2 separate regions of the Homo sapiens genome follow, and region 1 is linked to region 2. Evidence: read pairs that join two places in POLR2A ChIA-PET (ENCODE). Cell type or tissue: Caco-2. All regions are shown on one strand. Links, peaks and the distances in the headings refer to the core of each region. The heading gives the core; the rest is flanking DNA. Region 1 overlaps ATP2C2 (ATPase secretory pathway Ca2+ transporting 2). Region 2 overlaps COTL1 (coactosin like F-actin binding protein 1).

Region 1 (4,000 bases), core at 1-4,000, 170 kb after region 2:
CAGAGGAACGCCTGATAACCTCAACCACTTTCAACCCGTCTCTTCTCTTTTCTAAGGGAGATACGTTTATACCTACAAAAACCCGATTTTACTTTCTTAGGAAAGGTCCAAGCCAAATTTAAGTAAAAGGCTCAATCAGTCTATTTTGGACTGTTCGCAAGCATTTACATCTTATTCCCAAAGTTTACCGTCGGCTGCGTGTATCCAGAACATCCCCCCATGTGGTGTTTGTTGTGGCAAATGCAACTGCTCCTGTGATGGGCAGATAGGTCACTGTTTTTTCAAATTATTTTACTCTGTGGTACTCATGATTAAATATACTCCATTTCCATTTTCCTTCATTAATAATTTACCAAATACGTACTGCACACCAGTTACTGCACTAGGTGTACGAGACACGGAGGTGTGAGTAGGGACTGGGAAGGTGGGTGGTGTTGCCAGGTGACACCCTTGGAGAGCTTGCTAAAGAACGTTAGCTTTGCTTTGCAGGGGCCAGGGGGCCAGGGATGTTTTCTGATGGATGGTAGCGGGGTGTGTGTGTGTATGTATTGAGGGGGGCAGCTGCCACAGTATCTGTTAGTTTTGTTTTGGGCATTCTACTATTGGCTACTAAACTCAGTCATCAGCTGAAATCTTAGCTAGAACCCAAATGAACTCAAATGAAATAGATTAGCAAGGGGAGCTCTATTGGAAATAGGGGTGAGGCAGTGAGCCTAGAGCCACCCCCACTAGGTACTCACTCCACCCTTGTGGCATTCCCATAGTAGAAGGCTGGAGACTCCTCACAGGAGCTCACAAGAATCAACTAGGTACATCTCTTCCGAAATCCATGTTCTGTGTCTATACATTAGTAGCTTGAAAACGGCCACACTGAGAGTATTTGCACCATGGGAATTGGCAAATGCTACTTTCCTCTAGAAGCGCTGACCAGCATGGTGTTGCTTCCCTGCACCTGCCCCTTGGGCCTTCTAGGGGGTCCATGGGACTGAGTGTCAAAACTCTCCATCTGCTAGAGCAGTTCCCAAAATGTTAAAAAAAAAAAAAAAAAAAAAAAGCCCAGTGCGGTGGCTCATGCCTGTAATCCTAGCACTTTGGGAGGCCAAGGCGGGCAGATCACTTGAGACCAGGAGTTTGAGACCAGCCTGGCCAACATGACAAAACCCTGTCTCTACCAAAAATACAAAAATCAGCTGGGCGTGATGGTGCATGCCTGTAATCCCAGAGATTCAGGAGGCTGAGGCAGGAGAATTGGTTAACCCAGGAGGCAGAGGGTGCAGTGAGCTGAGATCACGCCACTGCTCTCCAGTCTGGGCAACAGAGTGAGACTCCATTCCTGCCCCCTCAAAAAAAATGTCTGAATGATATCATGGGTCTTGCTGTGGACATGTCAATTTAAGTTCTAATTTAACTTAAGAAACATGGGCTTACATAAGCTGTTTCTCTCAAGACTGTTCTCTGGCTTCGCAGTTTTGGCTACACTCACCAGCACCCCCCTCATCACTAGATGTGCTATAGGCAGTGGCTTGTTGGTTTATTCCTTGATTAAATGTTTTACTCAACAAATATTTACTGAGAATCTATTAGGGGCCAGGCATGGGTTGATCCTAAAGGCTGGAATAAAGGACACAGAAGTAAGGCCAGATATGGAAAGAACAGGAAGAAGCCCCAGAAGGGACTGGGGCAGCACTATGGGGATGTCAAGCCTTAAGATCTAGATTCAGAACCGCAGCATCATGTCAATGCTGTTTGTTGTGTTACCAAAGGTCAGGAAGTCCCAGTCCAGGAACAGCCTGCTTAGAAGCATAGAAATATGTTTGGGTGCACAGATAAACTACATTTCCCAGTCTCCTTTGCAGTTATGTAGGCCATGTGACTCCATTCTGGCCAATAAAAGATGGTCAAATTGATGATTCCACTTCCTGGTCTATGCCTTAAAAATGTCCTCCACAAGCCTCCATGTTTCCTCTTTCACCATCTGCTGGCTGAACAGAAACATGGCCTCCAAGGACCCAGAGGAAGATAGAGCAGCAATGTAACAGGGGCCTGGGCCCAAGTCACTGTTTGTAGGCGAGCTATCCAGGAGAGCCACTGGACCAGGAATACACCCACGGACTTTGGACTGCGGTGTGAGCAAGGAACAAGCGTTTACTCTGTTAAGCCAAGAAAATGTAGTGGCTGCTTGTTACAGCAGCCAGCCTGGTCCAACTATACAGAAAGCTCTTGTTGCTTGTGGAGAGCCTCTGATCCCAATCCCCAAGCCTTATGCAGCTGAGTAGCAAGATATTTGAGAAACGGCCATGGCAACCCCCCTATGATGGCTCCCCTCCATCTGCAGAACAAACCCAGTATGGAAACTGCTTCACTCACCGATTATGCCAAAGGAGAAGAGTGTCAGTTGCTTTCCTAGCCTGTCCATGCTTTTCTGCAAAGGAGTTTTAGGTGTCTGAAAGGGTGAGCACAATGGGTTAGTTGGACAAGATCCTAGCTTCTGCCTGCCTTTGTTCAAAATGTCTTCACCTTGCCATCCTACAGCTTCAGTGATGATTACACAGGGGTACACATATGTCAACATTCATTGACTTTTGCACTGAAGACCTGTGCGTATTACTGTCTGAAAGCTGTATCTTTATCAAAATGCTAACAAATGTCTTACGTGTTTGAAAAGAGGCCAGGTGTGGTGGCTTATGCCTGTAATCCTGGCACTTTGGGAGGCTGAGGCAGACAGATTGCTTGAGCTCAGGAGTTTGAGACCAGCCTGGGCAACATGGCGAAACCCTGTCTCTATTAAAAAAAAAAATTAAATGTTTAAAAAGTATACTCATATGAACCACATGCCACTCATTCCTAAGGAGTAGGCAAGGCTGGTATTATTTGCCTATAATAATCTCAAACTCCAGCTTACAAAAGTCCCGAAGCCCCCTCCTGCCCCTTACCTCTTCAGCCTGCATCATCTTAAACACTTCTCCGAACTGAGAGCTTTCCCCTGTTCCAATCACGACCCCCTGTGTCCAGGAGAGAGAGAAGTATGAAATCTAAGGGCTGGGAGCCTGTGGGTTACGGGAGCCCAAGGCCTCGGTGTCCCAGGGCTTACCTGGCCCCTCCCATACTGCACCAGGGTCCCCATGAAGACGATGTTGCTGAGGGTGGTGAGGTCCCCACCGCCTGTCAAGGGGCTGTCTGTTTTACTACATGGCTCGGCTTCCCCGGTGAAACTGGATTCATCCACCAAGAGGTCCGTGACCTAGGAGAGCAAGGGGAAAAGGCTGTGGAATCTCTCTGTCACCCCGAGAATTGGTGTTAAAAGCACAAAATGGTACCAGCACCTTCATGGACATGAACTCAAGAACACAGTGAACCTACAGAATGAGTGTCACAACGACGGCCTCTGAGGCCTCCAGGATCAGAAAAGCTTTGAATGAGCGGCCTCTCTTAAAAACATAAAAGTCTCATATCTTTGCTTAATGTTGTTCGAAATTTTGATACAATCTAAAAAAAAAATGAAGGTGATGGCTATTTTAGGATATACCTTTCAAAACACCTGTGTGAGTCCCCACATACGCAGCCCACTCTTTACCTTGGAGATGCCTGTACAATCTGTATGGTTCCCACACAATCCCACACAATAACCGAGCCAGGTTATTCAGTCAGAATCTAAGGCAACAGTAACACCAGAAACACAGACAGGGACACAGAGACACTCACACACCCTGGCAAAGGGAAGGGAGATACTGACATTTGCAGAACACTGACTACACACCAGGCCCTGTGCGCAGCTCCCCACAAGGCTTAGCCCTCAGAACTCACCACCCCCAATGGAAGACTCTACTATCTTCCCCATTTTGCATATGGGGAAACTGAAGCATGGAAGAATTAAGTAATTTGTTCAAGTTTCCGTAGCTAGTTAGTGGCAAAACAGAGATTTGAACCGAAGCTCTGGTTCCAGAAACGATACTCTTAACCATCTTGCAAAACCGCAACTTGACCCCAGACTTAACACATC
Region 2 (6,269 bases), core at 1-4,000:
TTTAAGATTTCCCCAGTGATTCAAATCCACACAATGTTTGAGAAGCAAACATATCGCTCTACGATATCATTAGGTGCCTGAGAAACCCTCACACCAGCAACTAAACGCCCTGAGAGAGCATCAGTTTATGCAAGTGGCTAATACAAGGTGAATGACTCCAAACCAGTGGCATCCCTATGTGCCAGCAACCACCACTTAGGAATTGTAATGAGATCTTGGTGATAATGGCAGTTAAAATATGAACTGTTTGTGAAGTAAGCTGAATAAGGATATGTGATCCCCTCAAGAGGCACAGAACTTTGTTGGAAAACACAAAAGGGGTCCCAATTAAATGGGGACACCAACGGTTTACAGCAGAGGTTCTCAACTGGGGGTGTTCTGCCCCCTTTGGAGGACATCTGCAATGTATGGAGGCATTTTTGTTTGTCATAACTGGTGGGGCCAGGTGAGGGGTGCTGCTCAGCACCCTGCAATTTACGGGATGGTTCCTACCAGAGAGAATGATCTGGCCCCAGATGCCAGTTGAGCTGATGTTGAACAATTTTGGTTTATCCTAGTGGGGTACACATGCACCCGCATGCACACGCACACACATGCAATGCACACATACACATGCACGCACATATTTTTATTTTATTTTATTTTATTTTATTTTATTTTATTTTATTTTATTTTATTTTATTTGAGACAGGGTCTCAGTTGGCCACCCAGGCTGGAGTACAGTGGCGTAATCTCTACTCAACTGCAGTCTCAACCTCCTGGGCTCAAGTGATCCTCCCACCTTAGCCTCCCTGGTAGCTGGGACTACAGGTGCCTGCCACCGTGCCCAGCTAATTTTTTGGTTTTTTTTTTTTTTTTTTTTTTTTTTTTTTTAGAGAGGTGATTTCTCCATGTTGCCCAGGTTGGTCTCAAGCTCTTGGGCTGAAGTGATCCTCCCACCTTTGCCTCCCAAAGTGCTGGGATTACAGGGGTGAGCCACCATACCTGGCCAATACACACATCACTTTAAAAATTCAAAAAATCAGGCTGGGCGCGGTGGCTCACGCCTGTAATCCCAGCACTTTGGGAGGCTGAGGCGGGTGGAATACAAGGTCAGGAGATCAAGATTCATCCTGGCTAACACAGTGAAACCCCATCTCTACTAAAAATACAAAAAATTAGCCAGGTGTGGTGGTGGGCGCCTGTAGTCCCAGCTACTCGGGAGGCTGAGGCAGGAGAATGGTGTGAACCCTAGAGGCCAAGCTTGCAGTGAGTCGAGATCGCGCCACTGCACTTCAGCCTGGGCGACAGAGCGAGACTCTGTCTCAAAAAAAAAAAAAAAAATTCCAGAATATCAAATGATATTTTGATAATACAGAGCAGTGGAGGGTGGGGGAACTTAGCATAGTGGATTGTGAAACAAATTTTAAAGTCATGATAATAAAAACAGTGTGGCATTGAAATAAAACTTAATGTGGATCAATGGAACAAAATAGCCCTCAAAGCCATTTTAATAAAAATGACTATATAAGATAGAACAAGCATAACACAGCCAATGGAAATGTGTTCAGAATTCATTGTTGACCTAATTGCCCTAGTCATAAGTGAAATATCCTCGGAGCCATATCCCGGGCCAAATTAAGAGCCATTTTCTTTGTTTCCTCTTCATACCCAGCACCCCCCTTGCCCCTCCTGTCTCTCTACAGTGTAGAGTCTCATTCCAAACTGCAAAGATTGAGGCAAAAAGAGTTGATGAATTTCTGGTCTACAAAGAGGATGAATTTCTGGTCCCTAAATAAGATCCATAATTTGAGCCTTTTTAAATTTTTATTTTTAAATTTTTTTTGGCTGGGCCCTGGCACTGCTGGCGGCACCCACATCTGTGCAATGGGCCCACCCAGACTTTGAGCCTTGATTGTAGGAAGGCTGTAGGCGTTGCAGCCAGAAAGGCCTGGGTTTAAATCCCAGCATGACCTTGAATTCCCTCACAACCTTGAAAGTGCCATGTGACTTCTCTGAATCTCCATTTCCCATCTGTGAAATGGGCATGAAGCCTGCAGCACTGTTGCCAGGATTCAGGGGAGTGTGACAAGGGCAGCGGATGAGTGCTTCCCTCCTGTCCTCTGCACATGGTGCTCCCAGGGAACTGCACCGGTCTCCTGCTGTGCTGCTCCAGGCGCACTCGTGGCTCACAGCCTCTCCCCAGGGACATGACATGGGGGTGTTTTAACGCAGCACCATGTTCTCTTTTCGCTTTTGGCCACAGATGACGTCCGGTTGTTTGCCTTCGTGCGCTTCACCACCGGGGATGCCATGAGCAAGAGGTCCAAGTTTGCCCTCATCACGTGGATCGGTGAGAACGTCAGCGGGCTGCAGCGCGCCAAAACCGGGACGGACAAGACCCTGGTGAAGGAGGTCGTACAGGTACTGAGTTCCTCCAGAGTCTGGAGGTCAAAGCTCGCCAAGGGTCACCATCCTGCAAGGAGGGAGAGGGCTGGGTTCGACTCCTGGGTCTGTAGCTTAGCTGTGACTTGGGACAAGCCATGCTATGTCTCTGCACCAGTAAAGCCATTGGTGAAATGTCACCAGAATTGTTTCAGGATGCTGGCTAGGAGGAGTTAACTGTGTTTACGATCCCACCTATCCCATAACAGAAGCTTGGCAGCTGGGTGCCTGCCTCCGTGGGTGGGGCAGGTTGCTTGCTTCTAGAGACGGGAACTGGTGGGGGGACCAGAATAGCGGCCACTACCCTGTGGTGTCCTGGCTGACTGTCGGCGGTGGTCGCAAGGATCCCGTGGGAGAATTCATTTGTACCCTCTCTGAACAGTGCCTACTTTAAGTCTTTTCCATTCTGGCCATTAAAGAAAATGGACATTTGCAATGTCAGAAACTTCCAAGGTTGTTCACTTGGGGTACGGGTAACACGGTCATGTTGAGAAAAGAAAATCTGAACTCCAAAAGGTAACCCCGGGGTAGGGTAGATGAGGGAGAGAGGTCTTTCCCTACTAAAGGGATCTCCATTTCGCAAAAGGATTTCTCACAACCCATGAAGTAGGGAATCTCTCCCTCTTACTGCGCCTTTAAACTGTTGTTCAGGTGACCAGAAACAGTGTGTTACACGTCCCTTCAGCAGCTTGTCTGTTACAGAGGGCGGGGGGTACCACTGCCCATCCTCCACCATGCACATTATTTTAAAGATTCAAAGCAATGTAATTGGTCCATGATAAAACAAACGTTTAAAAACAATAGACTCAGCTGGGTGCGGTGGCTCACGCCTGTAAATCACAGCACTTTGGAAGGCTGAGGTGGGAGGATTGCTTGGCTAAGGAGTCTGAGACCAACCTGGGCAACATAGTGAGACCCCATCTCTACAAAACATAACAAAATAAAATGAGCCAGGCATGGTGGCACATGGCTGTAGTCCCAGCTACTTGGGAGGCTGAGGCGGGAGGTTCGCTGGAAACCAGGAGGTCAAGGGTGCAGTGAGCCATGATCGCACCACTGCACTCCAGCCTGGGCAACAGAGCGAATTCCTGTCTCAAAATAAATAAAAAACAAATAAAAAATAATAGTCTAATGATGGAAGTGGGTGATAGCTAAAGACACAGGGTTTCTTTTTGAGGTCATGAAAATGCTTTAAAATTGACTATCATGGTGGTTGCACATATCTGTGAATATACCAGAAATCACCAAATTGTCAAAAACAAAAACGGGCTGAGCACAGTGACTCACACCTGTCATCTCAGCACTTTGGGAGGCTAAGGTGGGAGGATTGCTTGTGTCCAAGAGTTCAAGACCAGCCTGGGCAACATAGTATTAATAATACTCCATCTGTACAAAAGAATAAAAAATTAGCCCTGTGTGGTGGTGCATACCGGTAGTCCCAGCTACTTGGGAGGCTGAGGTGGGAGGATGGCTTGAGCCTAGGAGGGCGAGGCTGCAGTGAGCCAAGATCTCGCCACTGCACTCAGACTGAGTGAGTGTAGTCAGACTGAGTGAGACCCTGTTGCAAAAAGAAAAACAAACAAAAAAATAGGCTATCTGCAATGTGCTATCTTGAATTGGACCTTAGAACAGAAAAGCTGTTGAAATATAAATAAAGTCGGGAGTTTAATTAATTGTAATGTACCAATGTTGACGTTTTCACTGTGACAAATGTACCACAGTAATGTAAGATGTTAACAGTAGTGAAATATGTATGTGTGTGTTAAGAGGAAGGTAATATGGAAACTCGGTGCTACCTCTTGCAACTTTTCTGTAACTCCAAAGCTCTTCTAAAATAAATTATTATTATTATTATTATTATTTTTAAGAGAGACAGGATCTCACTATATTGCCCAGGCTGGCCTCGAATTCCTGGACTCAAGCATTCCTACACCTCAGCCTCCGAAAGTGCTTGGATTATAGGCCACCACGCCCAGCCCCTAATAAAACTTTTATTTAAAAAATAACAATATGGCCAGGTGTCATGGCTCCCTCCTGTAATCCTAGCACTTTGGGAGGCCAAGGCAGGCGGATCACGTAAGGTCAGGAGTTTGAGACCAGCCTGGCCAACATGGCAAAACTCTGTCTCTGCTAAAAATACAGAAATTAGCCGGGTGTGGTGGTGGGCACCTGTAATCCCACCTACTCAGGAGGCTGAGACAGGAGAATCTCTTGAAACCAGGAGGCGGAAGTTGCAGTGAGCCAAGATCTAGCCTTTTTTGGAGCGAGTCTCCAAAAAAATAAATAAAATAAATAAATAAATAAATAAATAATGATAGGACATAATAGAGTCCTGTGGTCCCCCTGTCAGTTCCCGCTTTTGGACGTCCCTCCTGGCCACTCTCTGGACGGGCTCGCCTCCTGCCTTTCGGCTTTGCTGTGGTCCCAGCCTATAGGTCACACTCTCATCTGCAGCTGCTTTTTTTAAGGTTAATGTAATTTCATAAATGATATGGATGCACCACCTTTGTAATTCATGGTTTTCTGGTAGCAGAGTGTCCTGGTTCACAAGTGTACCGTCATGTACTAAATGTTCCCCTGTTCTTGGCCTCTTAAGTTGCTTCCAATTTTTATTTTTATAAAGAATGTTCCAACCAACATTTTAATACATGCAGCTCCTTTCTGTCTTCTGTTGAGTTATTCTTTTAGAAAACAATCTCGGGAGGTGGGGTTCCGGAGTTAAGAGGCGAGATAATCATTTTTAAAAGGTATGGGCATCAGATTGGCTTTGAGCAGTGCTAGCACTGTGCCTGGGACCGAGGAAATGCTGACAAAGGCCATTTGTTTCACATGTAGTCAGCGTTCCTGGTTGACACTGCTGTCTGCACCCTGTCTGGCCTGGGAGCCCTTGTTTTGGAAAACCACTTATTCAACCCTACAGGCTGTTTTTCTCCAGGCCAGTTGGGTTTTAATGGTTAACCAGCTTCCAGGGGTCTTCCGAGTGGCAGCAGGATGGAAAATGAAAAAGAAGTCCTGTTCTGTGGCCAAAGGTCTCCTGCTGAATTCCGCCCGCCGTGCTTGGCCCACTCCTGGACGTCGCCGGGAGGAAAGGGAGCAGAGGGAGGGGGCTCGCCAGGATGTGTACACGGGGCACCACATTGCAGATCTTGCAATTCTCTTTTGTCTTCCTATTTAAAAAACTGTGGTAAAATACAGGCCAGGCGTGGTGGCTCATGCCTGTAATCCTAGCACCTTGGGAGACCAAGGCAGCCGGTCACCTGAGGTCAGGAGTTCGAGACCAGCCTGGCGAACATGCCAACACAAACCCCGTCTCTACTAAAAATACCAAAAAAGTAGCCAGGCATGGTGGCACGTGGCCTGTAGTCCCAGCTACTCGGGAGGCTGAGGCAGGAGAATTGCTTGAACCCAGGAGATCAACTCAGGAGACTGAGCCGAGATTGCAGCAAGACTCTGTCTAAAATAAATTAAATAAATAATAAAAAATTGTAAAATACAATAACATAAAGTTTACCATTGTAGCCATTTTAAAGTACAATTCAGCTACATTAAACAGAGTTCCAATGTTGTGTAGCCATCACTGCTGTCTAGTTCCAGAACTTTCTCATCACCCCCAAAGGAAACCTCATACCCACTAAGGCAGTCTGCAGAGTTTCTTTCCTCTCTAGAACTCTTTTCAGTTTGGGTAGGTGCGCCGGTGACTGAGGGGGATTGGAGGAAATTAATTCCCTGCTGGGAACCTTTAGGTGGGAGTAGTGGTGATAATTCTTACGTTTGCAAGCTCAAGTAAGTTGAAGCACAAAGAGGAATTGCTTGGCTCTTGGTAGTGGGAAGTGCAGGGGTTTCGG

What was found. Peaks named below come from ENCODE experiments on the same cell type or tissue, not always from the same donor. Only the 100,000 strongest peaks of a DNase experiment are listed, where the experiment ranks them.
Region 1: POLR2A ChIA-PET joins it to region 2 with 7 read pairs; 3 of 35 experiments call an interaction of 5 or more read pairs at or near these places.

Annotation. Positions count from the first base shown.
Region 1 is chr16:84,421,631-84,425,630 of GRCh38, reverse strand. It overlaps ATP2C2 (ATPase secretory pathway Ca2+ transporting 2), which reads right to left. Exons shown (of 27, transcript NM_014861.4): 8 at 3,092-3,241; 9 at 2,934-3,002; 10 at 2,368-2,443. Among named protein-coding and RNA genes, the nearest start is that of ATP2C2-AS1, 44 kb to the left of the region's middle. In Caco-2, for the core only: no CTCF peak of the experiment used is centred there; a DNase peak (open chromatin) is centred at 2,000.
Region 2 is chr16:84,586,239-84,592,507 of GRCh38, reverse strand. COTL1 (coactosin like F-actin binding protein 1) reads left to right here. Exons shown (of 4, transcript NM_021149.5): 3 at 2,246-2,403. Among named protein-coding and RNA genes, the nearest start is that of COTL1, 29 kb to the left of the region's middle. RefSeq lists an enhancer at 1,682-2,181. In Caco-2, for the core only: no CTCF peak of the experiment used is centred there; no DNase peak of the experiment used is centred there.